3 separate regions of the Homo sapiens genome follow, and regions 2 and 3 are each linked to region 1. Evidence: chromatin loops called from intact Hi-C (ENCODE). Cell type or tissue: PC-3. All regions are shown on one strand. Links, peaks and the distances in the headings refer to the core of each region. The heading gives the core; the rest is flanking DNA.

Region 1 (10,714 bases), core at 1,676-9,675:
TTGTTCTAAGATACATGTGAAAAATAAAAATGAGACTAGGCATCACAAGTCTTAAAAACTCATTTTCCCAAAGCATGATTTATAATATCAATCAGTGTAATTATAATTTAATTGTTTCACCAGGCATATAGCCTACCTCTATATTGGAAATCAGTTGCTAGTATTCTTAGTCAGAATATTAAGTAATCACCCTTCCCGCCGACCTTCCCTTCCAACTCAGACTAGATTTGGCAAACACTCATTTTTCAAAAAGATCAACTTGTGCAGTGAGAGAAAGAAAATAAAGAAAAAGCCTTCCAGGAATAAAGAGGAAATAGTAATCGCCAAACAAAAAGTCAGATTCATTTTCAATTAAAAGTATATGTATTTTACTCCATCATTTGAATTCTCAGGTAGACTTGTATGTGAGAGCAATTTGAAGGATAAAGTATTTTGCAACTGAAAAGTATAAACATTCCAAATTTCAGAGTATGTATTTAAAGTTGTATAAGGCATTGAACATACGGAATAAGCATATGCTGAGAAAGAAGACATGGGGACAGGAAAAACACCCAGGGCATCACAAAAATTGTGTCTAAAGATAAGCACATTTCAAAGAAAAAAAAAAGGAGCCTTGTAAAAATCTACCTTTCACAATGTAGTATTTCCCTGGGTATATCCTAATGTTAGGAACCTTCTGGTAAGGAACAGAGACAATGCAATTCATGTAAGAAGTATTTCTGCACTGTCATTCTTTCTGATCATTTTTCTCTTTCCCTCATTAAAATCTGACACATTTCGTTCATTGATATATAAACCAACTATGTCCAATCAACCAATTTTTTTTTTTTTGGCTTTTTAAAAGAAACTTGCTCTGAAAAAATTTGAAGCGTTTAAGTCTGTTTTGCTCACAAGGACCTTTCTATTTCACTTTTGGCTTTTTGTTTTTGTGTTGTTTTCTCCTTGAAAACATTTCTCCTTTCTCTCTATTAGGAGAAAAATCTCCTAATATAAAGATATGACTGCAGCGAAAGACAAATACCCAATATAAATGGCATCTGCTTTCTAAATTGTCTCTCAAATTAAAACAAAATTCAAAATCCTTTGAATGTAATTATAAATCTTAAGCAAAAGCTGTCTTAGATTGTATTGGAGGGAGTAAGAGGAAAGGGTGGAGATAAGGCCACTTAGAATGTTGAAGAGGCTGGAAGCAGTGGGATAATTTAGGGAAGGTATCACGTTCTAGAATCTTTTTGGTGACTACATGGACAAATGCATAACAAAGCAGCATCTATAGTATTAAATTGCTTCAGTTCACTCTCTTTGAGTGAAAAACATATAAATAGAGAATATGGTGTGGTCCAAAGGAAGGCAGAGCAGTGCTACACCACTACCATCTGACTTAGATTTGCTTGTTATAACCTGAAAGGGAACTGTAATCACGGGCAGCATAGGCTTTTTGTCCATCTTGATTTCTAGTTGTTAAGGAAGTCTTGGAAATGCATAATAAAATACAGTCACCAAAAACTTTTGAAATGTTTGGTATTATTTTTCATGGATGGTGACATTGCCGAATAGTTTTAAATGAACAGAAGATTTTTCAATATGCTTCATATTATTACATGTTCCTAAGATTGTTTTTATATTATTTCTTGAGAGCAAATGTTATCCTATCAATAGACTTAAGGACATAAAATTATTATTTCAATGTAGTTATTAATCAAGGGAGATTTCTACTTTTTTTCTTGAGATTTTAACTGCAATGCAAACTGCATGAAAATAAGGGCAGAATTTATTTTGGTCACCGGTGTAAAGCAGTACATATTAGTGGCTCAGTTAATATTTGTATAACAGTCTATTTTCTTAGCAAAGATGAACAATATTCCAGGGAATTTTTTAAGGGCAGGTCTCTCTGAAGTGATAGTTATAAGGATTCCTTAAGCTGATGAGTTGATGAATTGCTGCATCTCTTAGTATGCAGCCCCCCTAACCTTCTAAAGTTTCCTTTCATAAAGAAACTTGCCAGTTACACATCTTACCCCAGAGTTTTGAATCTAACTACAAACTTCTGTCAATACTAGGCAATTGGAATAACTCAGAAGAGAAAGCATTATATAAAGAATTACATTAGAACTTGCAAAATACCTCGGTCTCTCATTACAAGGACAGCATATTGAATTAAAGTAGCCCTTGGCCCAAATGAGCAACTTCTACTCCTGTCAGTTAACACCTCATTCCTTTGCACTGTAATTGCTTATTGTATGTTTTGTTTTGTTTTGTTTTGTTGGTGCTGTTTTTATGACCCATATTACAATGCAAGAAGCCCTGAAAATGACCATTTTTAAGGAACATTAGCAATTAACAGCACACCTGCTAAGGCTCAGTAGGTACATGCAGACTTGAAACACATAGTAGACCCTGGGATGAGGTGGGGTCTGGAGCATGGAAGAATACACTAAAGGCATGTTTGTGAGTATCAAAGTAAATGCTTATAAGCCCACACTATTTATACTTTTGTAGATGGCTGACTCTAACTACAAGTATTTTACCAATAAGTTGACCAATTCAAAACCCGTGATAGTTCATGAAAGGCACGACTGCCAAGTTACCCCAAAATTCCCATTAACAGCAACTTGATCCTCAGAAGGAAGTAAAATCTATAAATGTCACTAGTCTGATATGTTCACAATGAGACAATTTAAAGAAAACTTAAAAATTATCTAATGCAAAATGGCCTTGATGGCAGACCTACTATTATCTGTAATGCTTTAATGAAATGGCCCTACTATTCCATAGCATTCTTTTTTCCTAGGAAGCAGATAATATTTTATAGGGTCTTCTTCAAAACCTTTAAGATAAATTTACAGCCTAACAAATTGGCCCAAGATATATGACAGAAATTGTCCATCAGGAACGTAAAGAACTTGTGTATACATCATCCAAGATCCATTAATATTCTGTGATATGAGAGGATATGGACTATCTGCTTCCTAAGACATAATACCCTAAGGAAATATAATAATGGGGAACATAACAATAATTATTAATATTCAAGCTGTACATGTAAATATCCCTCTAACACGAAGGCTCTCAAACCAGGCTGCACATTAGAATCACAAACCGGGGACAGGAGGACATTTTAAGAAATACTAAGAGTAGGGCCACACCCAAGACCAATTGTATCACAACTCTTGAGAATGATCCCAAGCATTAGTATTTTTCAGTACTGATTAATATGTAGCCAAAGTTGAGAATGACTAACAAATAATCTTGGCAACATATAGATCACTGCACATATAATAAGCTATATATTTCAGTATCATAACAACTTCAAATTAGAGCAAGATTTTTTTATTTTTTCCCTGATCGCTACTAAGTTTCTATGATATGTAAATAAATTATTCTTTAAACAGATACACAATGCTTGCATCAAGAAAAACGTTTCCATCCATTTACAGACTAAATACTAGGCTATTCTGTACCTACTATAGCAGTAATTAAAACAGTTCCTACTCTTCCCAAAATTAGAGGTCAGTTGTTTCTAGAACAATTTCCTTAAGTGTTTGTATTTCGAATACTAAGCTTAAAATGCAGTTTCTTAGACACAAAGTGCTACTATTTCACAGAGGGAATAAGAATATATTTTTCAAAATGGTATCTACTTATTACACAGTCCTCTGCTCTTATTTGTAGTTTTTTTCTTAGATTATAATATAATGTGAATTATAAAGCCTCCTCTACTACAAAGCTTTAAAATCTAATTTTAAAAAATTCAGTCATTATTTGAACTCATATAAAAAGAACTCTTCATATCTGTACTGGATATGTTCAGTTCTGAAGTTTTCCCATTTTCTTGGTTTTTGGAGAGAGCCATGTGCATGGGTGTGCATGCACATGCATCTTCCTCAGAGGTGCATGTTTATTTCTGAAGTTTCCTCTTACACTGGATCTCCTTTCCGTCTTCATTTCCCAGTTACTTCCTACATTTAAAATGTATTGATTTTATCTTCTTATACTTTGCATTCTGTTTATATCTTTTGTTCCTCTATTTTACAATAAACTTTTTATCTTGAGTCTCCATTTTTAAAAGGCTTATCCCTCCTAGTTTTCTTATCTAGAACTCTCTTTCAAGTGTGTAACTGTTTTCTTTATCTCTCACCTTTCACCACCCCTTTCTTCCTACAGAGAGGGATTTAATCCTACCATCTCTTCTCCTAATCTCCAGTTCTTTTTTCTTTCTTCTAGAACAGTTGTATTTTTATAGCTGCACGTTCACCAGCAAGACAGTGATGACATCGATCTGCAGTATAATAATATTCTTCCCATCTTATAACTTCATTTTACTTTTAAACTGCTTTTGCGGAAACAGATGCAAATATTGTACCCTATTTACCCAACCCAAGAAGATCAGTGTTTTCAGATGTAGATATAAATTCTTTTGAAATATTCACAACTTTTTCACTATTTCTGGCCAAAACAATGATAATAATAATAATAATAACAATAACAGTAATAATAACTCTGAATTTGTTTTTTAGAGATGCGTCTCACTTATGTGTCCCATCCTGGAGTGCAATGGTTATTCACAGGCATGATCACAGCACACTACAAACTATAACTCCTGAGCTCAGGCAACGCCCCCACCTTTTCCTCTTGAGTAGCTAACACTTATAAGCATGTGCCACTGAATCCAGCAATAACTCTGAATTTTAACGAGATATGCAGCCTCATAGTAAGAATACAAGAAAATAACCTAAGTAGCTGTGGAAATTATATCCTGTCAGTTCTCACTTATAATGAATAATTATCTTTGACTCTAAGGAATTAACTTCTTACCATCCAATAATTTTATATTCTGGCATGAGATATTTTCTTTTAATAGTAGGCTCTAATCCAATATGCAATCTCACTTAATACTGTGTCTTCTAAAAAGCCTTCTAAGATTTGTGTTTTCCTCCAACCACTTCTAGGGAAATAAAGTTAAGCAAAATTGTCTACAATTTCTACAATAATCCAGAAACTCCACATATGTAAATATACTACATACTACATATATATTTTAAGCATGCTTCTTAAATCAGTGATAAAGGCACATTAGAAAAAGATCAATCTAATAACATCCCTTACACAGAGTCAGACAAGTGTCAACACTCACAACTAGTCAAGCTTTTCAAGAGCTCTCTAGATGCCCAAAGTTATTTCCATGGAAATCTAGAGCAGTTCAAATATTCTCAGCTTAGTCTATAAATCTAAATATACAGATTTCAATGGGTGCTTGCCTCTGCAATTGTAAGCCCAAGAACAGGCTAGCATGATCTTCCTACCAAATTGAAATATAAATCACCCATATATGATAGAATCAGAATCTCTTAGATGGATAAAATCAATAACTACAGGGCATAAGCTTAAAACTCATTACTCTATGATATGAATACTATATCTTTGCAACTATCCAAATGTCATTTGGATGCTTGAAACTTTTTAGTAGAAAGTTTCTATTCCTTATCACTTATCATGTAATCAAAGAATGTTGTAAAAATTCTTCAGTTCTCATTGCTCATGGTTTTTCCACTTCCATGACTAATGCCAGGGATATTTAAGAAGCATGGTGCTTGCCAAGGAAAGTGCATAGGGCTTGAAGCCAGGAAACAAGATTTATATCTTGTTTTTGCCACTTACTGTCTGAATGACCTTGGAAAAGTCACAGTGGAATCACACAACTACAGAGTAACAGCAAAGAGTCACTTTTCTGAATCTAAGTTTCTTCATCTGTGAAATGGAGAAAAAAAGAGTCCCTTATCATGAGGCTGTTGAGCCCATTAAATGAGAACATGTATGAGAAAATGCTTCATAAAAGTCAACATGTTTCATAACTTATTATCATGGGCACTTCGCCCAGTAAAATTGAGATTCTTGTGAGCTTTTCCATTGGTTACTTCACACTGACAACCTGGGATTCAATGTTTGTATTTCTGTTTCATCACTTGAAGAAGAGAAAAAGACTTAAGAATTACTATGAAAAGATCATTTCACCAAATAAAATTGTTATGTCTACAGATAGACAAAGTTAGACAAAGCCAGGGATTTCATGCTGTTATCTTTCTGTACAATCTCCTAATATCCTGGAGGACATACAGCATTTCTCTCCTTGGTGATATTTCCTCATTGTTTTAACAGCACATCTCAAATCTGTTCTCATGGTATCCTACTGCAGTAGCAATAGAGAAAAATAGGCTTGATTCACTAACTGCTCTTCCACTGCACAAGGAAATAAAATTAAAATGCACATCTACCCTGAGGTTTTTCATTAGTGTTAAGGGAGGCTGTCAACTTCTGAATATGATGAGTGAAAAGAGAAAAAGTTAGCTTGTTCACCCTTGAAGCAAGCAATACACAACCAACTAACAGCTTGGTAAAAGAATCATCTAAAGCATATAGATAATTGCCTACAAGGATGTGGTATTTGACAGTGGAGACGTTTACTTTACATAATTGGGAGCATTGGGTTTTGAATTAGAACTGATTCAAGCACTGGTTTTGCTACTGTCTGCTTTGTTACATGTGAAATGTCACTTAACACATCTGCCTCGGTTTCTTTACCTTAAAAAAGGGATATTAATAAGAAATATTTCAGAAGATTTTTATAATCATTAAAGGATGCAGTATGTGAATATTCTTTCATAAATGTAATCACTATCTTAGCATTTGTCACATTATTCAGATCACTGTGGAGAAGTGTATAATTTTCATACCTTTACAAAGAGATCGCCCAAAACATTTAGCATGCTACTGCACATTTAGATTTTTAAAAATATGGTAGTGAAGGGGAGGTGTAGTATATAGCATTTTCCAAAAAAATTTTACTATGGAATCACAGTATCTAAGGAGCTAAGAAGGTGATTATCCAAGGAGCTGATTGCCATCATGCAAAACATATCCTAAGACTGATTTTCAACCAGAACATCTGGAAAAGAGTACGTCTGTCTTGTTATAAATGGAGAAGCAAAATAACACAACAATTGAAAGCCTCTGCTCAGGAACTAGACTAAATTTGTATCTCACTCCACCATTTCATAATTGTATAAGCACTATCTGCCTCAGTTTCCTGATCTGTAAAATGGAGATAATGGCAGGTGCTATCACTTAGGGTTTTATGAAGATTAAATAAGTTAATAAACATAAAAAGACTTGGCATGGGTCCTGACACAAAATAAATAATAAGTGTCAAGTGTTATAATATTTTACTACTTCTTGAAGGATGGAAATTTCTTCTTATGCATTATTGTTGCCTCAGTGTTATAGGAACAGTGTTTGATATATAGATGTCCAATAGAATGAATATTCATAGAGTGAAATTTATAAATTTGCTTAAAAATATTTACAAACCATCTATAAGCAATGACAACTATTAAATTAACATTATAATTATTCATATATTTTATTACTTTACTAATATTGTATCAAAGTCTAAGAAATGTATGTCACAATTGTGACTGGTCCATATAAACTTTTACACAGTTTATATGACAACACAGCTTAAAAAAATGCATTCTCCAGTTTAATACATAGCAGTCAAAATGCTTATCTACTAAAGGATATTTTCTTATGCCAATATGACCTATAACAACACTAAATTCCTTGAGAAACACACATAGAAGTAAGCAAACATAGTATGAATCCAAGGTATAAAAATCAGTTCACGGTTTTTGCTCTCTCTCTTCCCAAGTCTCACTGACCAGCCGTAGACAATTTGACTGTCATTTCCGCTCTTTCAATTGAGAAGCAAGTGAGTAGAAGAAAGATAAAATTATAACTAGTGTAACCTATTCTGTCCTAGAAGTCTTTCTTAAGTTAGCTGGTTAAGGAGTCTTACATGAATAAATAAGTCATTTAAAAAGACTTTGTCACTAACATTGATAAGTGAAAAATAAATGCATTTTATTCATTTTGATAAAATCAATTATAAAAACTTATTTGGGCTTACCAAATAAAAATAGCTATCATTCAAATATGTAAAGGCTTTGTTTAAAACTTGTTTCAAATTTGCTATGAGTGGTTCATTAATTTATATTTAGTATTATTTGCCAAATATACCCAATTCATAACTTTTATATACATATTTAAAGATAAAATTCTCAAGTTCAAAAATGTAATTATAATAAATGGTAGAATTTACTTTTTCCACGTTTATGAGAGTAAAAATGAAAGTCTTTTGGTGTTCAGACCAAACTCAAAAAAAATCCCTAAACTTCTGTTTTAGAATTTTGATGCCAAGCCTTTGCTAAGGAAGTAACAATCCACAGCACTGTTGCAAACCTCTAAAGAAATTAGTTTTTATACAAACACTGACAGGCTCTGACCATCAGTGGCATTAGAAGGCGCCACCATAATTGCAGTCTCCTTAAGACATAACTTATTTCAGGCTAAGTAGGAGAGCCAATATTTTGTATTTTAATTAAGAAACCTGGATTTTGTTTGTAATAATTGACTGTTAAGTCAATTATTGCCAGGACATACTTGTAAAAGAGAATTTGTGCCTCCAATAAGCTTTCATTTAAGATTTTCTGGAACAGATTTGGAATTTGGGATTGAAATCTGTTTCAATTATTTATGTTAGCTGCTTTCATTGTAATACTAATAGCTGAAGATTGTATTTGTATGTATTTTCAATAGATGAAAATATTCATAAATGTTTATTATTTTCTTCTTGAAGAAAATGTTGAAAGATAATGATGAAATTATATTGTCTGTTACGAACTCTCAATCCAAACTATTCCCCTTATTAACTAGTTAGACATGAAGATAAATCACTGTTTTCATAGTGTTACAAAATAAATTAATTAATATTAAAGACAGAGTAGAACACCAAAGAGACAATCTAGTAACAAAGTATTTTAGATGTAAAACACCCATATGATGATGTTGAAAATGTCTAATTTTTGGCTGTTCAGATCAAACTATTCTATACAGTAATGCTTTAATGTTCTTATACTCAAAAAATGCTACTCAATTATAATTATTTTAAGTACATGTGATAGTAGTATTTATTAATTTAATAAAAGTCAATTGTTTTAAAAGTTAATTAGAATACATCTGAAAATTTTACCTCTGGAGAATGAGTTTCCAAAGGAAACTAGATGGAACACTGCCACCTCTTGGTTATATAAATTGTAAAGTTGCAGAAATTTACTGTAACCTTTTTGAATGGAAATGTTTAGACACACTTTAAGCTTTTAGAAATAATAATCCTATCTCTATTGCTATGAAAATATACATCTTTAAATTTTTGCTTTTCAGTTACAGTTCTTTAAGTATTTCACTTACCATTTTACTAAGTTTGTCCAAAAACTCTTGAACTTTAGAACCTGGAAACAATTCTTCATGTTTATTTTGTAAAGAATGGCAAGTAATGACCTTGTAATGAAAAACACAAAGGGACTTTTATATCCTGGGTCTCTGTTATGAACATTTCTATTACTTCTTTTATACCAAACCACACCACTAACCTAGAGAACAGTATTTTGCAACGACACACTCAAATATGCCGAAACACTAATTACATTTCTTTCGGCTAGAAGGATTTATACCTTCTCACCCCATAAGTATTTTATGTACACAGTTTTAAATTATAGGGTAAAAAATTATACAGTAAGTACCTAGGCACATCTAGAGACTAATTTCGTGGGTGAAAAGAAATGAAAGGCTCTACATAGACATAGATTTCACGTAGGACAGGATCTGAAATTATGAGGTTGTCTCTACATGGGGTCAATGTAAAATAAAGGAAATCAAGGATGGGAAGGAAGATATACATTGATAAATAAAGTAAATAAAGGAATTGGTTCAACAACAAATTTCAAAAGTAAATAAAGGAATTGGTTCAATAACAAATTCTATTATTATTTTTCAGTACAGTTCTTACAACCTGACTGTAGTAAAAAAGCACATCTCTTGCTACATAAGTAAACAGTAAATCACATGTAATCAAAATAATGAAGTGAAATATACAGATGAGCTTAAAGGAAAATAAGAGAAATTCCTAGGCACCAACAACAAAGAAGAAATGTAAAACCAGATAATTTACAAAATGACTCAATAGATGTTTAGGGGGTTATCAGGCTCAGGAAAAGCCGCATTTCTAGGGGATGCAGATTAACTGTCCATATAGAGACATGAATATTACCTTGGACTTACATGAAGATAGATGTTGAACTTGAGATCCTTATAGAGAGCTAGGAAAATAAAGGGGGGACCTCTGAGCAATTGAAGAGAGAGATAAAATAATAACCCCTAGTGAAGTAATATTTGATTTGGCCTAAGGATATAAGTGAAAAATAAATTAAAATTCTCCTTTAAAAATTAAAACAAGGCCAGGCATGGTGGCTCACAACTGTAATCCCAGCACTTTGGGAGGCCGAAGCAGGTGGATCACGAGGTCAGGAGTTCAAGACCAGCCTGGGCAAGACAGTGAAACCATCTCTACTAAACATACAAAAATTAGCCTAGCAGGGTGGCGGGCATCTGTAATCCCAGTTACTCAGGAGGCTGAGGCAGAGAATTGCTTGCACCCGGGAGGCAGAGGTTGCAGTGAGCCAAGATCGCGCCACTGCACTCCAGCCTGGGCAACAGAGCAAGATTCCGTCTCAAAAAATACAATACGATACGATACGATACGATACGATATGATACGATACGATACGATAAATAAATAAAATTAAATAGTTCATGGTACTCT
Region 2 (10,714 bases), core at 1,489-9,488, 57 kb before region 1:
GCCCCGTGTTGTTTGTTTGTTTGTTTGTTTGTTTGTTTGTTTGCTTTTAAAGCATTTTTTATAAATTCTTACCCCTGGTCCAGTACAAAGTCTCTCAAAAACCTCTGTCATTATTCAGAATTGAGAGGGGAACATATTTTCCCTCTTTAGTAACCTTCCAAACAAATGAAGTCAAAGAACTGTTCCTTTTGGGAATATTAAGAAATGCTGAAGAATTTAGGACAGTAAGTATCAGACATATTATTATATAATCTGGCTGTGTAAGATAGTGTATTGTACAAGTGGTATTAATTGATTCACAAAGCTCAAAAATTGGAAATCTTTAGAAGATTAATTAAAATTTATAACACTGCTATACATATATGAAACTTAGGATCCTAAGCTAGAAGCATTAAGATTATGGAAGGGAAAAGATGATAATGACCATCAGGAATGATGCTGCGGAGACAAGGCTGCTAGAACATCATGTTCTAAGGCCAGATGGGTGGCCACATTTGAAGCTCCTGACAAAGGAACCCACAATGCTTTGCCTTCATCCTCCATAATAATCTCTGGTTTATTTTCCCCAGAAAAGTGGAAGGTGGTTCAGGAGAGAGCAAGAAGCTGATCCTCACCTCCATCTCAGAATCTAAAGCAGGCATACAGAAAAATGTAGCTACATTTGGGGGCATATTTTTTTAAATTTTATTTTACAGAAACCCTGGACTCAAGCCATCCTCCTGCCATAGCCTCCCAAGTAGCTGGGACTACTATAGGTGTTCCCCACTGCACCCAGTTGGAAGCATTTTTGTCCTGTGGATCTTGGCAAGGATGATGCTCTTTGGCTCTCTGACTACAGTAACACCACCTCACATGATTCATAAAATTATTCTCTTAAAATATCATTATCTTGGTCCTAAGAAAGGTCCATTTCCAGAGAGATTATTAATCAATTTTTCCTAAATAAGGACAAAAAACCCATTTGTAAGATGTTATTTTGGTCCATAATTTAAATCTTGTCTCTGGTGATAGTGCAGACTGCCATGATAGTGCAGACTGCACACTCCTCCTTCCTCTCCCTTTTGTCCATTTGACTGGGCTGTGTGAGAGTGGAAGTCTAGGGGAAGAAAATGCCTGCTACCTAAGTAGCTAGTAACTGATGTGCATGTAAGAATGCTAAAACTAGCCACAACTTTTGCTTTCAGGGAACTAAATCTAACTCACTGTATTCTTATTTTCTTATCCTAAATTTAAATGAAGTAGATGACATCATGTGACCATATCTAAATAGCATTTATATGCCAGACTATATTCTCAGTATTTTATCATCTTATTAATATTAACATATTCTGCCTCATAACAGCCTACAAGGTAGGTTCTCTTATTATCCTCATTTTAGAAATGAAGCAACTGTGGAAGCATGGGGAATAAATACCTTACCAAAAACTTTGAACCCAGGCATTTGGTGTCACCAATCCATGGTTGTTAAATGTCAGGATATGCTGCGTCTGCTAACACACTATGGCTTTGTCCTATTTTGTTAACATAGACCTAAAATCTTGTATTTACAAGTCCAAAATCCAAAACATTCTGAAAACTACGAGTTTGTTTTCAAGCTCTTTTGACAGAAGAACCAGAAGTTAACTGACATGAAGTGATTTAAAGTCTCTTTTTATCCCAGTTTCTATAAATATTTATTGCTTTGCTGCAGAAATTGTCATGTGTTGGCCTAGGTGGCACTGTCCCAGACCCTGCTTGACAAATACTATACTTCATGATATATGCACCAACCAGCCATTTGAAAATATATTTTCTCCATTCTGAAGGTCAATATTCATAATTCTAAGTGATAACAACCATTATTCATTTTTTCATTAATATTAAATTGTATATTTAAAATTTTAACCAAAAAGCAACAAGTATAGTCCTAAAAATAAAGGCTAAGACATGAGTTTGCTAGGATCCAACCTAAAGTGTGCACCTGCTTAATGCAGATGAGTATTGAATTCATGTTATGTAATCTACCGTTCTGGAATCCCCTGTGAGATGTTAGTGTAATAAAGTAGAAAGCTAGAATTTCAGCCATTATTATAAAATTTCAGTTTTCTAATCCAAGCTATTTAACTTAAACCCTTAAGGGGACTCATTTTCAAAGAGTTTAATAAAATTTTATATTAAATATACCACACAGAACGAAGTTGCATTGCAGACTTGTCTGGTGATTCAAATCCTTATATCCTACTGCTTTGAATCATAATTGCAACAATAAATTCCATGGGACATATTGGAATGAGTAATGGAATAAGACTTACAGCCTAATGATGCCCACAAATATTCAACAATGTAATCTCAGTTACCTCAAACAGTAACACTAGGGAGGTGGCAAATATTAATATCCCTGACTTAAGAATAAGAAATTGGGTGATGACAGCTACATAGTAACAGATGTCTGTCTCCTAAAGTTTATTATAAATCTTCGTTCAATACCTATACCACCTACATAATGACATCCTACTGTTCTGCACTTAGAGGCTAGTTCATTGTTAGTTTAAACAATGTCTTTCAGCAGTACACAAAAAAGTGAAGAACAGAATAAGGAATTTGATCACCAAAAAGTATATAGCATCTAACACATCACAATACATAATCCAGAGAAATCTTTTAATAAATATTAATTGAATGAAAAATTGCATGAATGGGTCAAAATCTAGTCATCTCTTTCCACTCAGCAACTCCTGCTGCATTCCCCCTTGGCTGAAGCCATGGTAACTTATTTAAGTATCATTTGTGTGGTACATATTTCATTTAATCCCCGTGACCCTACTTAAGTCCACTAGTTTTATAACTTGTCAAAGAGCCCAAAACTTGTAATCGAAAGATAACAGATTTCATCCCAGGATTTCAATTTCTAAGCCCTCATTAACACAGCCGGAGTGTGTTTTTCTGAATATTGTTTTGTTTTGTTATGTTTTCAATCTAATTATTTCTTGGGAAAGTTGACCTTGTTTCAGTGCTTTCGTTATCCTCTCTCCAAAGAACCCTTCCCCTTCCCTTTATGATGCTCCCATAATAAAGACATGCCATTCTTTCTGGACTCAGTTCATTCTTTTAGAACACACCTCCTCCTATCTTTATCTTAGCACATGTGTTTTTATTCACTTATTTAATATTGATTACATTTCTTATCTAAGGAATATTTTATGAATAAACAAATGATTATATAATTTGAGTATTATATACTATATATGTTAATGTAACATCATACTTTCACTACAACCATATGTTGAAATTTAATTATAGCTTTTAATTTTGACATAATTGTGATTCACCGGCAGAATTCCTTCATACCCAACCTTTTATTTACCAGAGCTGCTACCAAAATCAAAACTCCCAAAGTAGATGAAAAAGAACAAACACACACATTTAACACTCCTTAAATGTCAGCTTTTTAAGAAAGATCTTTGTCTTATTCACATTGTGACAAATTTGGCAAATATTAAGCATTCTGTCTTTCTGTATATTACAGTATGCTATAACCTACTGCAGTGGTAAATGACTTGGGAAGGTTAAAAGATACACAAGTAAATGAGAAGAAAAAAAAACAGAGAAGTGTATACTATTATTGGCTTTGAGATTCATGTATTTGGCCCTTTTAATTCATTCCTTAATGTATATTTTACATCAACCAAATACCATGAATTTCCAGAATCTTTACCAGTATTTCCAGTAAAATCTGTTTTATCAGATATAGATACACAAGACTCCATAAAAGCCCTAAACACATTCCCTCTTTGGTGGTGAAAAAGCATCTCTTAATTACCATATAAAAACAAATAAAACAAGACAAACAAAAAGGCAGAAGGTTTGGCTCATTTAAGCCAGACCCAGACTTGTTAAAGGGGATAGAAGGACACAGAGTAAAGACACACTGAGATCAGGGGTTAATGCTTTTTTTCCTAGTACCATCCCTTATCTCAGACCAAAAATGACATTTCTCTCGTGTGAGAATAGAAAGAGTGTTTAGTAACAAACACTTGTGTCAATCAATTTGCTTCTAATAATTGTATTTAAAAGGAGACCACAGCAGCCTGTTCAAATTCTTACATGTGCTGACCTGTCTAACAAGACCAAGAGGGGGGTGCATTTTGCAAACAGCCATACATAGACTTCACTAATCCCAGACTCTTCTCTCGTTGTCATTTATGACACACACGTTTTGAAGATTTCCAGGTGTAAGCCATTTAATATCACCATAAAAATGAAAAAAGGAAACTTTACAATGATACACTTTATGGATGGAGGTGTAGATCATCCCAAATATTATCATGTAAAATTATTCCATTCAAATAAGTCCATCAACATAGGGTTGTTTATTTATTAGAGCTGATGGTTGCCAACAGCGCTCTCTAAAAAAATTAAAACAAGTTGCTTTCCTATACCCACACACACATACACAAACTCACAGAAAATAAAACATCAAAACTTCAGCAAAACGTATGCATTTTACCACCCAAATCACAAACACAACAATGATGGTAAACACACTTCCTTCTGCTTCTAGGGAGCAGGTTTCTTTGTGTGTACTCCAAACTATGTGAAATTACAGAGCTATCTAGAGAAATAGAAAACTCAACTGCACTGCTAGAAGAAGAGAAATAATTTATTATTATATTTTGGTTTAAAAAGTGGTAACATCAAAGCATACAAGATGTAAAATATGAATCAAATTATTCACATCCCATGATTAATGGACTGATAGTGAAAAGAAGCAGAATTGCCTTTATATAAGCACCAAACTATGTCCTAAGTGCTCTGAATTGTCAAAGTTCTGCAAAGGTTAAACTCTGTTTAAAACACACACTGAAGACTTTTATTGTTGAGATACAAGTTAACAGAAGTTAATGACTGATAGAAGTTGTTTTTTTTTTCCTCCCAAGCAGATATCTCTCTGAATGACTTTATCACTAATAGAAACTGGATGAAATTGTCCTGGGCTAAATATTTTCATGTCTACATTATCTGAAGAGTAGAATTAATTAACAGAGGATTACAGTTTTATCTATGTAGTGATTTATCTGCAGTTTTAAGGAGATGCATTCATGGGCAATCAGTCTTAATCTCCCACACAAGAGCTGTAACTTGGAAGACACAAATAGCAGCAGTAGCTGTAAGGCAAAGATAGCATTCTCCCAGGAGCCTAGCCAGCTGTTGAAAGAATACAGATCATTGTTTGCTGCTGAGTGCAAAAAATCATTAAGAGATTACTCATAGAATTATTACTAATCTGTGTTGCATTGTAAAAGTGAAAAAAAAGCAATGATATCATGTGACTACCAAGATGCATCACTTTCCAAGATATCCTTCGCTAACTAGTCCACCAAAAAACATAAACCTAGTTCTATAAAGACTTATTTATTGGTCAGTGAAAGAATATGTACATGTTTTCCATGAATGGATAACCATTCCAGAGAGTGTGGCAAACTCCAGATTCCAGAAGTCTTAAGAGCCTGTTAATACACAGTAATATGTGACCTGAATGAAAGAAAATTGTCTCCCTGAATGTTTTGTTTCAAAGGATAATTTCAATTGACTTTCAAATTTTCTACAGTTATTATCCTCTTACTCATAAATATTTCATGAATACAGTTTTATAAAGAAGCAAAATCTCAAAGAATTATTAGATAGTTAAATAATTGTAATATTCTACTATAACTAAACAAATTGATTTTCAAAATCAATTTAAATATAATGCATATAATTTTGAAAATTAAGACATTTAATTGTTGATTGAATATTAGTTTACTTTAAAAATATAATAGTTTAGAAACAAGAATTAAGCCTTACATAAAGCTCTAAAATTAGAATGAAGTTGGTCTCAAGGTGTTCCTGTTTTCTTTAAATTAGGCCTAGCAATGAGCTTTCAGTGATTATTTAGAATACTGTAATGATAACAGCTATGCATACCAAGCATTGGTATGAAAATTATATATTTAATAATTAAATTAATAACAAATAAACAATTGTAGCAATAAATTAATTAATGAAGGAGTTAATATAATTAATAAATTTTAATTTTTTGTTTCTTCCCTAATTTGATCCAACAAGGTGGAGCTTCCATTATCTCCCTCATGGTACAGATAAACAATATTAACTTTCTCACTGTCACAGAGTTAGTTATCACAAAGCCAGAGATAATATCTAGGTCTTATTACTCCTAATATTCTTTGCATGAAAGTTTCAACTAATAACAACTGCTACATCTGTCTCAGGGCAAAGTTTTCCTATTCCATTCCAGAACAATGTTTCTGCTTTAGCCTTACTCCCAAGCTCCTATGCTCATTCTTAGCGTGCTCTCTCCTCCTATGCATTTAGTTTCTTCCTTTTTCCTCTACCTTAAGTCAGTGTTGTGGAGACAATAGAACACTGGGAACACACTTGCAGATGAACAAAGTTGGGTGTATTGACTTGTTTCAGCTTGTATTATGAGATGGATGCCACAGCAAATCTCAGTAAAAGGCTGTTAGAAAGGACTCATTAGGATTGTTAAGTAATATAGTAGAAAATTCTAAGAGGAAGGGTTTTCCTCTGACCTGAGTGCTCTTAGGAAGCAGAGGTAAATTAATCATTTGGTATCTTAATATAATTTTCTAGAAGCTAGATGTCATTGTGGTTTTTTTAAAAATGTTTGTTATTATGGAGTTAAAAAAAAACCTGCAGGCTAGGTTCCTACAACAGTGGATAGATAAAAAATAGTTGTATTTACTTGACATCTTGTTTATATATTGGTGGAACACGTAGCACATATTTGAAGGTTCACAAATTGCCAAGAAATATCAGTGTAATCAAATTTACTGGTTCTTACAAATTTTTTTTAAGTCTTAAAGTCATTAAGTTATTTTTATCACTGAGGATAACAATGCATTCCGAAGTATACACATAGTTTACTATTGTTTTTATTATGAGCATTTTAGAAAGGAAAAATTATTAAGTGAATGTTAGAAGCAAATACACATCTTTTTGAGTTAAACGTTAATATTAAATGTCAAAAATTAGCTTAGAATACCCACAAAGGGTGGTACTTGACTGATTCATTCTGTATAATGAAAAATGGTTAATGATGAATGAGTATATTTACTACACAAATAACAGATTTCAATGACACTATGTACAAATATTTGAGAATGTTTTGTGTTTACCTGTAACAACTTAAAATAAAGGCATAACTGTCTGATAGCCATCTTTTGGTCAATATTTAGCTCTTACATTTTCTTTAGTGGAAAAAATCTGTTCCTTTTACAGATTGTCTGGCAGCTAGAGGTCAACCATTCTAATCTCACCAGATTTCACTAAATGATCTTGTGAATTCTTCTGCTCCATCAGTAAAATAAAACAGTTTTTAACCACCTTTAGGTGATAGAGGTTACAGTAAGTCTATGTACACAAAAGACTTTCCTTTACATCTTGAAATCAGTGAGTTGATAGTTTATCTACAGTGAATATTTGTGGTTACATGACAAAAACAGGTCAAAGGTTTTGTGAGTTTTCTTCTGAAATTGCTCAGTGCCTTCTCTAATGACTGATAATTGAAAACAGAGATTGGGACTATCAAATGTGGTGGGTGACAGATAAGTAGTAGATTAATGCCAATACTTGGTTACAAGACACTAAAAGGTCAGAAGTCACATGAATTAGCTATTGTGCTACTGTGAAAAGACAGACATCAAAAGTCTATTATCCCCTTTAACAGCTCTTAGCCTAGCTTGAAATCCATTCTCACTTCCTTAGATTATAATTTACAAGTAATCTCCATGCCATTTTACATATGATGTCAAAGTGAAGCCACTCACCCTAAGTATATCAATAGTTGGAGTTTGCATATTTTATTTACATAATAAAGAAAGTTTGTTTTTAAAAAATCACATTTTTAGTGTATTCAATGTTTATCTTGGTATATTTTAGGAACATTTTATTTAGAAAAAAATAATTATACTCAATGAAAAAAACACTTGAAAAAATAAAGAAGTTGACAAGTATATTTTATTTGCTCAATATTTCTCTATGGGGGAAATGGAGTGGGTTTAAGACACAGTTTGTATAGTTTAAAGGATATGAGGATTTTTATAGCTGAACAAACAAATAAATATCTGAAATCACCCACTTTTAATTTTAAATTGGTATAATATAATAGAGTTCACTCAAGTTCAATTTGTGGTTCAATCTGTCATTTTGCAAAAAGACAAACTATGAATTTTTCTGCCAAATGGGTTGCATCAGTGAAGTTTGGTACATGGATGTATAATCACAAAGAAATGTGATTATCATATGGAATAATATATAATTAATAGAGACACATTAGTTTTACAGGTTTCTAAGATTAGGAATAAAACTATAAGAATATATTACATATACACTCTAAAATTAATATAGGAGTAGCTGATGTTCTGTTCTGTTTAGGCAAGAACTGCAAGTGGCCCACGTTTGTTTCCTAAGGAGTGATTATTTGCTTTATGTCTCCCCCGGTAGATTGTAAGCTTGATAACAGCAGCACTTTTGTTTTGCTTACTACCGTACACTCTTCCTTACCTCAATCCCTAGCACACAGCAGGTATTCATATACATGTATAATAAATAAATATAGGAATATATGTTGGTTTTCTTGTTTTTTTTCAGATTTTTTTTTATTGTTTCATAAGGAAGGCTAAATCCAGACTCTGCCATTCCAGTGAATTCAAAAGCAGAACCCCTCAACCATCTACTGTGGCACAGCCCTGCTCATGCCACAAAATAGTATTAATATTAGTTCTAATAGTATATATATATTTTTTACTTCCTTCTTCAAAGGAAATTCAAATAAATAGTGATAACTAGACAGAATCCTAATGTCACACATTTATTTTCAGTTTCACACTACCTGTGTTGGTACTTAAAAACATATGCTAGTGTAATAGAATCTCTATAATTCTTTAATGAATATATTACTCTTGAGGAAGAAAAAAAGGTAATTCAAAAAATACATAACCATGCAAAAAAAATAACATTTATCTTATGGTTATTATCAGAATTGTATTAAAGTAATCCACAGAATGAATTACGCATTGTGAAACACCATATGTGATGTTTTTGAACATAATATGATAATTTCTATATTCTCATTGATTTTTTCTTATGCATATAAAAATATTCCACCAAACTGTGTATATGTAATATAACCAAATCTTTGGTAACATATTTATAATTTTTAAGCTTCTTTTTAAGGTATTAAAAACATTTGGTCCCTTCAAAAGTATGGTTGTTTTGTGTGTTTCTTTTACATTTGGTTGTTAGGACTGCTATTATATGTCATAAGTTTCCCTAATATCATCCTTACAAATTAAACTTTACCAGTCTTTACATTTACAGTTAGAAACTGGAATACATAATACATGACTTAACATCTCTTTATAGCACATTATTAAAATGGTGAGTTATATGAATCAATGTATTGTATTTAAAGATGTATTGTATAATTGGAGAGTTACTTCAGAACATATGTGTATTTAATAAAGATTTAACAGGTGCCAGAATCAATAAAGAAATCACATGATCTTCCTACATTTTATTGAATGAGACCACACTGTAATTAGAGTCAAGGGATCCTTAGTGGTCTCAGTTCACAGAGTATTCACATGAACAGTCTCATATTTGGGTTGACATGGTTTCACACTCTTGGACTTTTCCTTTGTATTGGGATTTCAGGTCAACCACAAAACTCAGAGCAAAATTCAGCTACGCATCTTTGAGCAGTATCTGGTTTTGAGTTCAAATATACAAACCCTTCAAGTTTCTTAAGATGCACACCTGGAAACAACAATAAGTCTTTTGAGATTTATGTTAGACCATCTTATTTTAGATTCAAATTTAATAATTTCCTGAGTCTCCAATCCAATGTTATGTTAGTTATCAGATGATCTGTTTTCTGATGCTTTTGCTGTTAAGTTTGACTTGTTCTTAATGTTATTTAGTAATCCATCTAACTAACTCATATATACTGTTACATAAAACCTAAATTTACAATAGAAAAGGCTGAATTAAAACAATTTAAGTCACATATTCTCCAAAATGGTCAGGAATTGATGATATCTACTATCTCCAGAAATGATTGTGTGAAGCAGATACAAGTTTGAGGTTAAAATAAGCAAGTTTGAGTATTAGAAGTTTACAAAGCAGGTAGATTCTTAGGTTTCTCTTCACATTCTGTGCTTTTGAGTGACTGTTCTTTCCTACATGAGAAGTTTAGACTTTTTTTTTCCTAAAGAAGGGAAAACAGAGGGTTCTTCACTGGCAACACCAGGCACAGTTAGAGTGTGTTAGCATACTCAAGACAGAGGAACTAGACAAGAATATTCACCCTGAATGCTAAATTCCCGGCTTCTTTCCCCACTTGGTTGCCAGGATGTCGACAGCTAGGGTTATATCTTCTAGGCAAGAGAATGAGAATCCTCTTTTTGAAATCTGACAAATCCAAGAGGAAAAGACCAAGTTTCCACAAAATAGCAAAGAAACAGCATCCTAAAGGGAAAATAATACTGACAAGTTCCGCCAATATGCTAAGTTGCTAATCAGCATTTTAATATCTCACTATTAAATAAGCACAGACAACCAATTATTACCAGATAGCTGAGAAAATTCTCCACCTTGAGATATAAACGTAAAAATTGATTTTTTTAAGGAAAGGAACTTGGAGGAACCTACTAAA
Region 3 (10,714 bases), core at 1,811-9,810, 120 kb before region 1:
CTTGGGAGATGATATCTGCCAGCTTGTGAAGTACCCAGTAGACTCTGGCTTGGGTTTGATGATGATGATACTAGGATTATAAAATGACAGTTCTTAGTTGAGAAAAAAATAATTTTGGATTTTCTGCCTGTGTTTTCTTAATTTCTTTAGTTTAATGTAGACTATTTTTGCCTTAGTTTTAAAGAATTTGAATATTTATGATTTATGCCCTTCTATTTCCAAAAAGGATTATGGCCACTTTACAAAGTAAAAACAAGTATAAAACAGAAAAATTAAAAATAAACAATCAAAAAAGTGAGTACATCATTAACGAACTAAAAAGACCTGAATGAAGACCTGTTAAAATAGGTCAAATTATTCTGGTGTCTAGTAAGAGCTTGAGTATCACCAAGGTGATACTAAGAGTTTACTGTAATAGTTATTAGAAACTAATGTGACCAAGTATATGTGCGTATTATGCTACACATATGTAATTTTAGAAAATGCAAAAGCACTGATGCCAATTACCTCCCTTCTCATATGAAAAAGAACAAATGAGGTATTTCTCCATTCTAATTATTTTTTGCTATTTTTAAAATTTGTTGTTTGAACAGATTAAGAAAATCTTTAATTCATGGATTGTTGCTTTGCACATTTAATAGTGAGATAATTATTAACAACACAAAAAACAATTTTGGCAATTAAGAACAACATAAAGAATCATGTGATCCACAAACAGTTTACATTTGATAAATATTCTTATTGTCTCAATTTATGATATACTTACATTTTGTATTCCTTTTAAATAAAGAACCAAATCAAGAACAGCAGAAATTAGCATCTGTTTAATATATTTTAAAATATGGAAATATATTTAAACAGCACATTTAAAGAATAAAACAATAGACTTCCATTTCTTATTCTCTCAATGGTACACCATTAATTAAAAATATATTACTTAATGTACCCCTTAATATAGTTACTGTCAAATTTTCTTTAAGATAAACTGTATTTCAAAACAACATTTTAATATACCCGAATTACAAACAAAGCCATAACATTTTTGAAGACATTTTTGGTATACGTTTGGTTTGAAAGATCCAAAAGGATGATTAATAAATGGTGCTTTATGAATACTTTAGATTAACGGTAAATAAGCCTAACCACAGAGTCACCATAAATAGCAAGTTATCAATCTAAAGATCATTCTTCAAAAAGTCAGTGTGTGTTAAAGAAAGGCCTTAGAGGGCATTCTAATAGATAGAGAAAATAAATTAATTTTAGAGGGAAGAACACACATGCACACACAGACACACACACACACACACACACAACAGAACCTTCCTGTTTGGAATTATTTGTGCTTGGAAGAAGGTTTACAAAATGCCTTTACAAAATAAGGTTTTCATTGAGCTCACTCTCAAAGATATGAAAAATGAATTTCAGCTGTTCTTTAGAAATGGCAATTCTGTCAAAGCCATTCTGGGACTTTTGGTAATTTCCTCCAGTTTAGTTTCAGTGCTTTTACTTCTAAATAAAATCCCTTGCATCACATCAATCAGCAAACTCAGTTATAAAGGAGAGCTAAAGAAAATGGTTCTTTCGGCATCTTCTGCTCTTGTACATTTTACGCATGCAGTGACTCTTGCCTGTGGGGAGGAAAGTGGAGCACATGTAAATGTTTCTTTATTTTGGACTAGGTTTTTAAATCTGAAAAAAAAATTCTGCAGCAGTAGTGTTCTAGATAATAGGCAGACATGATTTATTTGAGGTAAGAAGGTTGTACTACAATTAGTGTTAACTTGGAAAGCTATGGACACAGGCTCAAGCCTGTCTCCTGAAGCTTTGAGCTCTTTGCAAAATCTACAATCCACAAGCCAAAAAGGAACATGCTCCTACAGTTACACCACTTCTGTTAAAGCAAACAGTTAAAACAATTCTGTGCAATCTTTCAGCTTCTATGTTCTGCCTACCGTTTATTTATTCAAATCCAGTTCAACATTTCACTTTATCTAATGAAGCAGGAACTCTAAAAGAGAAATTGTGTTTATCCAAGAATTTTTGTTTGGGTTGTTATTTTTTTAAGTCTTATTTCTAAATAAATATTCTATCATGGTTTTCATTGGCACAATATAACTAAATTATTCAATTTCCTTCCACAATATTAAACAGTCAAAGGAGTTCTGTCTAATCTCAGAAAATTATGTAAAATTGTATTAGAAAAAAATGTTGAAATGGAATTGAATGGACTCAGCATAACCCATTGAAAATTATACTAGATGATCTATTGTATAATGTAGTGGCCTATGAAATAGATTTTATTGATAAAGCCTCCACAGAAGAGAATATATACGTTTAAATAAATAAAAATGACTATATACATGATATTGTACATAGGAAAAGAGTCAAAATGAGCCAGACTAATTTTAGGAAATTCCCCGTTTGTCTGAAAGTATGCTTTTTATTGCAGCCATAAACCTTAATACAGATCTTTTTGTTATTATCAATATTATTTAATATTAGTGGCAGCCACATGAGCGTACTACCATATTTCTATATTTTTTCAAAATGACATTGGAGCTGTCATCAAAGTACAGAACAGAGATGGCATTTAATTTGGTTGGAGCACAACAAGGCTTTGGTACGTGGTCAGGAAACATCAGATGAACCTGGGAAAGAAAAAAGGTTTTGTTTTATTAAGAAATAAAATATACATTCTTTTGCAGTTTTAAAATGGTATGATTATTTTATCACTCATAATCAGGCACACCATTAAGCTGATCTCCCTTCTCCCATTTATTCCATGACTGGGGTGGGGGACTGAAGGATGTATTCTTAAGCATTAACACCTGGAATCAACCCAGCCAATTCAATTATGTGTTTGAACCTTGAAAAATATCTCACCAAATAAAGAAAACTTCCTCTATAGAATATTCAGTGGAAGTTTTCCTAGGGAAAGAACACAGCAACTAGCACGTTGTTGCTTTTAGTTGAAATAACTGTTCCTATATATATCATGAGGAATATGGAAGTTACAAGAGCAAATCAATGAAAACACATAGTTGCAGAAAGATTTGGATCTAAGAATTATCTTTTAAAAGGAAAATTAAGCAATAAATCATACATTTTAAGCCAACTCTTAATTTTCCATGGTAAAAGAAGCATAAAAATCATAATAAAATAAAATCCACATATAATCCAATACTTGCCTTAGAGCAATGATTTCAGCTCTTCATAGAATTTTTTTATCACATTGGCTGGAGTTTAATATCCATTTACTTTTTTTCTCCCTTGCCTGCCCCCTAGACAAGTGCCAAAAAGCAGGCTAAGCTAAATCAGAAGCAAAGGGCCTAGAGACTTTACAAATGAACATCCACCTCCCCAAAAGCCTAAAAAGGTGTCTGTACATGAAAAGTGAAATGCTTAAGTAAAGGGTTGATAATAATTTTGATCAGACTGGCAGTCTGCCTATGATTTGAAATAATTGAGAAAAGAGCCAGAACACAGTTCCCCCATTTCCCACCCACCTATTCTGGCCCTTCCCCCAGAGGAGTTTATGGGAAATCCCACTGATGAGTCTTACGGGATCCACAAAAAGCAAATACAGCCTCTTACAGTTTTGGCTGTACAACGTCCTGGCTGAAATGATATAGGGGCCTTGCATGTGGACAGAAACAGCAGGAAAAATGAGGTGATCTGACATGAACTTGAAATTTCCTAAGGCCTCACAAAACTAAAAGTTGGATAGTTTCTACAAATTTCTGATGCTGCTTATGTCCTTCATCAGCTTTATCTTCCATAACCCACACATACATGATTGATAATCCTGCTGTTTCAATGGCCTTGGCAGCCTAACGGAAAAAAAATGGATTGTTCTTGAATGGTTTCTCAATATATTAGTCACAAACATGCTTTCCTCCGTCTTTTTGTTTCATGTCCTTCACAGAACAAACATAAAGCGTGCACAACACCAGGGAAAAAAAATCAAACTTCACGTGTATGCTCCAGTTTTGCAATGACTTATGTCCTACATCCCAGGGTAGAGATACAGAGCAGACTCTTGTTCAAAGTTTGTGTCAGATTTTTTTTATATTTGTTTTTTGATACTTTACTACAGCCATAAGAGCTGAAAATATGTATTTATTTATTTTAAAAAAGAAAAAATGAGAGAAGGGGGAGTATTTGACAAAGGGTATTTTTCAATAAGTAGGCATTGCTTAGCCTGAGGGAATTTTTGATACATTAGATCCATATCTAAGGAAGCAAAAGTCTGCTTTCATAGTCATCAAAATGATGATAAAAAGAGGCAAAGAATTTTCTGAGAAATTAAATAGCATTACTTCAACTGATAGGAGTTATTCTATGACCTTACAGAAAGACAGTGATCATGAAGTTCTCTTCATAGGATGAAACAACAGCATTCTTCTTTATCTGATATGCTTTCATGTCAACATGAATTCTCATATACAAAGAGAAAAGTTAGCTTCTTAAAAATTCTTTTAGTGGTAGAAGTTTGAATGCAAAACATCCATCCTTGCAAAGCCTACCTACACTCCATACTCCTGGAAACACTATTCCATATAAAGAAGAGCTTATACTTACAGATAGCAAAGGTGAAGTCATATCAGACTTTAAATCCCCCCAGAAATTTACTCTTTACCTTGTATATGGCACTAAAGTAGGCATTCTCACTGGTCATGAATCAATAAAAAGAAGAATACTTATAAATAATTTATTATCAAAATGTATATTTGCTTTATCTTTCTGTTGCTCTCTAGCCCAAGGTTATTTCCAGTCTTTGATAACGTTCATGCTCTAGTTGTTATAGATTGCACTTTTTGGTGTCTAGATATTCTGTCGTATTTTATTAAGTCAATAAAGATGCCAGTAAATATCAAGTCATTCAAGTATTTGCTTTTGCCAGTTCACAGATATCATTGTTTATTCCTTAATTCAGCTTTAAGTTTTAAATTAATTGTGGGGGAAAATAGCAAACTTATGGAGAGTCGAATCTTCACAAATTCTAAGAGTAATTCTTTCTTTTTCCATAAATAAACCTCACCCACAAAGACAAGATTGTCTACTATCTACTTTTCTCTTACTGGCGTCCACCAAATAATTCCACTCCCATCAAGCCTTGATTCTAAAATAATGTGTTCTCTCCCATTCTTCTTAAATACAAAAGTTAAAATTTTTATATTAGCCCAAACATTGATTTAAAATTATGTCACATAGTCTGGTATGTTTTCTAGGAGCCTCTCATTTAGTCTTAGGGAGATTGTTCCTCTGCCAAATCGATAGGCCAGATGCTATGAGGTACATCAGACTCTCAATAGGTTTCATGAGCTCATTAGGTACAAGGCAATCAGTTAATCACGTCAACCCTTCAGTACATTGTTCATAAAAATAAGCCTAGATTATTAGAGATTTAATCACTGCTAAGTTTCTGAGATTGAGGAATAAAGAAAAGGAAGTATAATTTCTACTTTAAAGATTACAGGAGGAGGAGGAGAACAATAAGAAATAGAAATTAGCTTCCTATTTGTATACTACATTGAAGAACTTTTATAATACCAAAGTATGTTATAGAACATTCTTAAATAATTAAAAACCCTCAGATGAAATTTAGTACAGCTATTACTCAATGTTTTTGCAATGATTACTAATGAATTGCTAGGTTAGAAACAGCCCCAGGGAACCTGTGTGCTTAGTCATACTGTGTAATGAACAAACAGTTCAAGATGACCATTTCATGTTATTACTCCAGTTTTCCTAGCTGAATCCTTCTCCATTGTGTAACTGGGATTACTCTAAACCAGCCCGAGTTTCCTGACTATACCCACAGTTGTTACTTCAGCTCTAAAAAGAAACAAATGAGTTTGAGAAGATAAAATAATGCATTAAAATTGTAAATAGATGCTTTCCTCTAAAACAACTTTATAATATGCTTGCATTCTAAGCTTTTCTTAATCCTTCAAAAACAAAGCTTACCAGAGTCTGAACTATAGCGTGGTTGGTGGCATTCATATGGGCGTTAAGTGGAAAAGAACATTCTCCATCACAATAAAATGCAGCGTATCCTTCTGGTGCTATAATCCAGTCCTGACACATACACACACACACACACACACAAAAAAAAAAAAAAAAAAAAAAAAAAAAAAAAAAAAAAACAACAAGAAAAAATATCACCAAAGTAAAAATTTTTAAAAAATCTTAAAAGTTATTGAAATATATTGTATCTGAATAGGTTTCTATTCTTGGTCCAACAATTATTCTAATGGAATTATCTTCCCCACACCCTTTAATTTTAAGCTGAAGTTTAGGACAAAAGTATAAATATTTTCACAAGAAATTGTCCTCTCTAATTACTCCCAAGGGGTAGTTATGTAAGATATTCATAGTATGTATTAAACATGTATTCACGAATAAAACTATTATAAGAAAATAGCATTCTAAATATTGTTTAAACAGGAAATGATGAACTCTGGAAAGTTCAAGTGAACCCGAAAGAAAAAGGAGAATCAAGTTAATTGAGATCATTCTCATTACTTCTTAAGAACTCATTCTTAGTTTTATAAGTCTGACAACATCCTAAAGCCTTAATATTTTTTCTGCATGCTGTTTTTCTTTCCATTCATGCATTAACTTTATGGTCTCTTTAGAAAAAATAAATTGGAGCAAATTCCTAAAAACTGAACATGATAAATTTCGGGAAGCTAAAGAATTGGTACATGAATGGTTGCCTTGATATTTTTCCCACAGAGAAATAAAACTTGGCACAAATGTAGGAATTATTGAGTTATTCATGTGGAAAGTTTATCATGAATTTTGAATATATTTACATTTTAATAGTATTTCTCAATACAGGAACTCATATATGAGAATCCATTCTAATAGAATATTAGGAGAAGTCTTAAAATTTCATTTTAAACTGTCACCACATAGAGCCATTAAAAAATTACTTTGGTGAAATTTTCCTCCTCATCCTGTTTCTAAAGGCTACCCAAAAGATAGCAATACATTTTTAAGTGCAAGAAAAAAAAATGTCTGTCATCTTCCCCATGACAGGGACATTCCAATAGTTGGAGACCCTCAGAGGCTTAGTGGAGTTACTTATACTAATATGAACAAATCTTCTATTTACAATAAAATTAAAAGTTTGGAATACTTAAACAACGGCACTCTTTTTTTTCTTCCTAAATATCTTAGTGTTCTATGTCTCATTCAGCGTAGTTTTTTTGTTTGACTGTGATACCTACTAATCATGTTTCAATGGTAAAAGGTTAATTGAGAAATGAAAATAAAGTGAATAAGCCATATTCTAAATGGTCATGTCAAAAATCATTGGGTATTATATTGGAAAATTACTGCCAAAGACTATGACTTATTAAGGATTTATGATAATTCAGAAAAGAAGCACCAAAGTTGACTGAAAATTCCTACCTGCCATCCCAGATCCCGGAAGCTCACATAGAGTTCGTGCTTCTTACAGGCTTGTTTTTGCTCACTTGTGTTATAATCTGAAGATAAAAACCACATTTTGAATAAATGGTTGCTTACAGATATACTAATACTTCTTTTGTGAGATCACTGGTAAGATTTTTTAAAGGGGTTTTATTTGAAGTTGTGGAAAAATGAGTTTCAATCTTAAAGTTAGAACTACTTACTAACCATGTGAACTTCAGTCAAGTTACTTGTCCTGAGTTTCTTCTTCTGTGAGATGTAGACAATACCATTTACCTGATGAAGCTCTAACATGGATTCTGTTAAGCCATCTACTTGACAGGGCACAGCATGGTGTCTGTCGTTCATTGAGTACCATCTGCTCAATGAATACTTATTCATTAATTCATTCATACTCTAGGGGTACTTAATATATTGAGAGAGATTATATATATATAATATTTGTGCAATAACTTGTAACATCTTCCATGAGGCAGATACTGGGATCTTACTTAGCTGATTTTATTTTAATAAATATCTTAACCTCAGGATACCACAAGTTGAGCTTCTAATCATCCCCCAAAATCCTGTCCACCTGTAGACTTCATTCTTGACTAATGGTAGTTGCCTGGGTTAAAAAATAAAAACCAAAACAAAACAACAAGAATCAAAATAGTTCTTTTTTTTTCTTTCATTTACACATCCAATCTGTCAGGAAATCTCACACACTATCTTCAATAAGTCCAAAATGCACCTGCTCTCACGCCCTTCATAATTGGTCTTGGTCCAAGACACCATCATCTCTGGCATGAATTACTGCAATATCCTCATTGCTAGTCTCCCTGCTTCTGCCCTTGCTCCTCTATAGCAAACTAGTCAAGTGGACCTTTTAACAAGTAAACTTAATTACATCACTTCCCTGCCAGTCCCTCTATGGTCTTCATATCATTAAGAGTGAAATATTCTCAGAGTGGTTACAAGGCTCTTTACATTTTGGTCTTATTACCCCTCTGACTCATTTGATCCTATTACCCCTCTGACTCTCACTTCTTCTCCTTCACCTTGCTCCAGCCACCATACCTCCTTGCTGTTTCACTCACAGTCAACCTTGCTCCCACTTTAGAGCCTTTTCTCTCACTAGTCCCTCTCCCTGGATAGCTACATGGCTAATTCCTGCATCTTCATGTCCTTGCTTAAGCAACATCTCAACAAGACCTTCACTACCCTTTTAATATTGCAACTCTCACCCTGATACACCTGATTTCTCTCACTCTGTTCTGATTTTTTTCCATCTCAATTATCACTTTTAGAAATGCTATGTCATTTCCTCATTTATTTATGTGTGGCTTCTTGTCTGTTTCCTCCCACTAAAATATAAGCGTCATAGGGGCAAGAATCTCGTTTGGCTCTGTTTTGCTCACTGATGTATCCCTAGTGCCAGGAACAGTGCCTGGCATAAAATAAACATTCAAAAAAGTATCTGAGGAGTTAATGGACAAATTTCTCATAGTGTTCCATAAGTGATTTGAGGCAAGTGAAATACTATCATTACATATTTTGGAATGTAATCTGAAATACCCATAACTTTTTATAATTGTTTTAAATTATTAAATATAAATGTAGAATTTCAATCTTGCATCTGGAATAAAGTAAAATACTGAAGAAACACAGAGATTTATGGAACATTTTTCATTCTTGTCTTGTGTTGGGTTTGCTCACATTTTGTACAAATAACATTCGAAAAACTAGTCCACTTTGATTATTTCTAAAATAAAATATTAAAGAAATAAAATTAAAAAATAATTTGTTTTACAGTTTTTGTTAAAGTGTCACCTTCCTGTTTAATTACTCTCAACCTCTAATGAAAGTGTAGGCAAGTTAGAGATCAAAGGAGCCCATCATAGAGGGCCTTGCTTCTCATGGTTACTTCAAGTAATTATTTGTTTAATGTTAATCTAAAAAACAAGCTAATGATTAAATTTTGAAATCAAGGTATTTTTCTTCTAGGTTATTTATTCCTACTATGCAATTAACTTCATTAAAACAGATTAAATAAGTAGATAATGGGAAATGGGGGAGAGAGGATTTATTTCAGACTCTACATTCTGGTTCTTCTTCAGGGAAATATCTCCCTTGCAGCTAACTTTGTTCAGGCAATGGATAAATAACACTTTAACACTAAACATGAAATGGTTAAATTTCCTCGATCGTGTTTAGAAAAAGAAATAATTGATTCTACTATTGGTTTGATTTCATAAACTCCTTGATATACAAAACGGGGAAAAACAAATGTTAGCTATGCATTGGACCAGGGGTCAGCAAACTTTTTAAAAGTTTTTTAAACTTCTTTAAACTTTTTTTTAAAGAAACTGATAGTAAATATGTTGGGCTAAGTGGTCTCCTTGCAACTACTCGATTTTGCTGCTGTAGTATAAAAGCAACCGTAGACAATACGTAAATGAATGGGTGTGGCTATATTCCAGTAAAACTACCTATGGATACTAAAATTTGAATTTCATATGATTCCCACATGCTGCAAAATATTGTCCTTCTTTTCCACGCAAACATTTTCAAATGTAAAGACCACTCTTAGTAGGTCATACAAAAACAAATGATAGGCTTAATTTGGTTATTAGGCCTTACTTTTTCAAACTCTGCATTAGGTAATAATGGGAATATTTATCTATTCATCTTTGTCTTAATTAAAAATATTAAATATGAATAACAACATTGTAGCCAATAGCACATACATGTTTATATGAAAAGCCATAAACTACAAATATGATTATTTGAATTCTATGTATATAAAAAATAAAGAAAATAAAACTTTAAAGTCAAAATATATCTGTTCCATATATATGTCTTTTTATGCAGGCTAAGTGATGTATATAATGTAACATCACATAAATGTAACAAGCAATGAAATGTATAACAGAATCTGGTTCCAAGAGTCTGATTTCATAGAGCATTAGGACCATATGCTTATTCTGTCAGAAATAAAAATTAATGGATAGTGAGTGAAGTAAATGTTGTACCCAAACTAGAAAAGCCTGCAGTTAGGTTTACTCTAAATGCTTGGCAGAATAAGCCGTAGGAGGAAGGGCAAGGAAGTTAGATTTATGTCTTTTAAAATACTGATGGGCAGCCTTTAGGAGATTAGTATGAAATGGATATAATTCTACTGTTAATGAGCCTGCCTACAAATGAAGAGTCATGGCAAAAATTATTAAAATGTTCTACAATCAACACTAGAAAAAGTAAACCAACATGTCTTATCCATAGTGCAAGTGTT

The links. Peaks named below come from ENCODE experiments on the same cell type or tissue, not always from the same donor. Only the 100,000 strongest peaks of a DNase experiment are listed, where the experiment ranks them.
Region 2: a loop joins it to region 1, with 2.3 times the contacts of the local background. A loop is called at or near these places in 3 of 110 quality-filtered maps.
Region 3: a loop joins it to region 1, with 5 times the contacts of the local background. A loop is called at or near these places in 3 of 110 quality-filtered maps.

Annotation. Positions count from the first base shown.
Region 1 is chr6:55,877,258-55,887,971 of GRCh38, forward strand. No RefSeq gene overlaps it. Among named protein-coding and RNA genes, the nearest start is that of BMP5, 7.0 kb to the left of the region's middle. In PC-3, for the core only: a CTCF peak has its summit at 9,172 (motif pointing left); a DNase peak (open chromatin) is centred at 5,604; H3K27ac peaks cover 2,334 bases.
Region 2 is chr6:55,820,710-55,831,423 of GRCh38, forward strand. The region is part of intron 1 of BMP5 (bone morphogenetic protein 5); the gene reads right to left. Among named protein-coding and RNA genes, the nearest start is that of BMP5, 50 kb to the right of the region's middle. In PC-3, for the core only: no CTCF peak of the experiment used is centred there; a DNase peak (open chromatin) is centred at 5,182; H3K27ac peaks cover 1,299 bases.
Region 3 is chr6:55,753,035-55,763,748 of GRCh38, forward strand. It overlaps BMP5 (bone morphogenetic protein 5), which reads right to left. Exons shown (of 7, transcript NM_021073.4): 5 at 7,423-7,499; 6 at 5,971-6,081; 7 at 619-2,648. The coding sequence ends at 2,499. Among named protein-coding and RNA genes, the nearest start is that of BMP5, 120 kb to the right of the region's middle. In PC-3, for the core only: no CTCF peak of the experiment used is centred there; a DNase peak (open chromatin) is centred at 5,717; H3K27ac peaks cover 3,698 bases.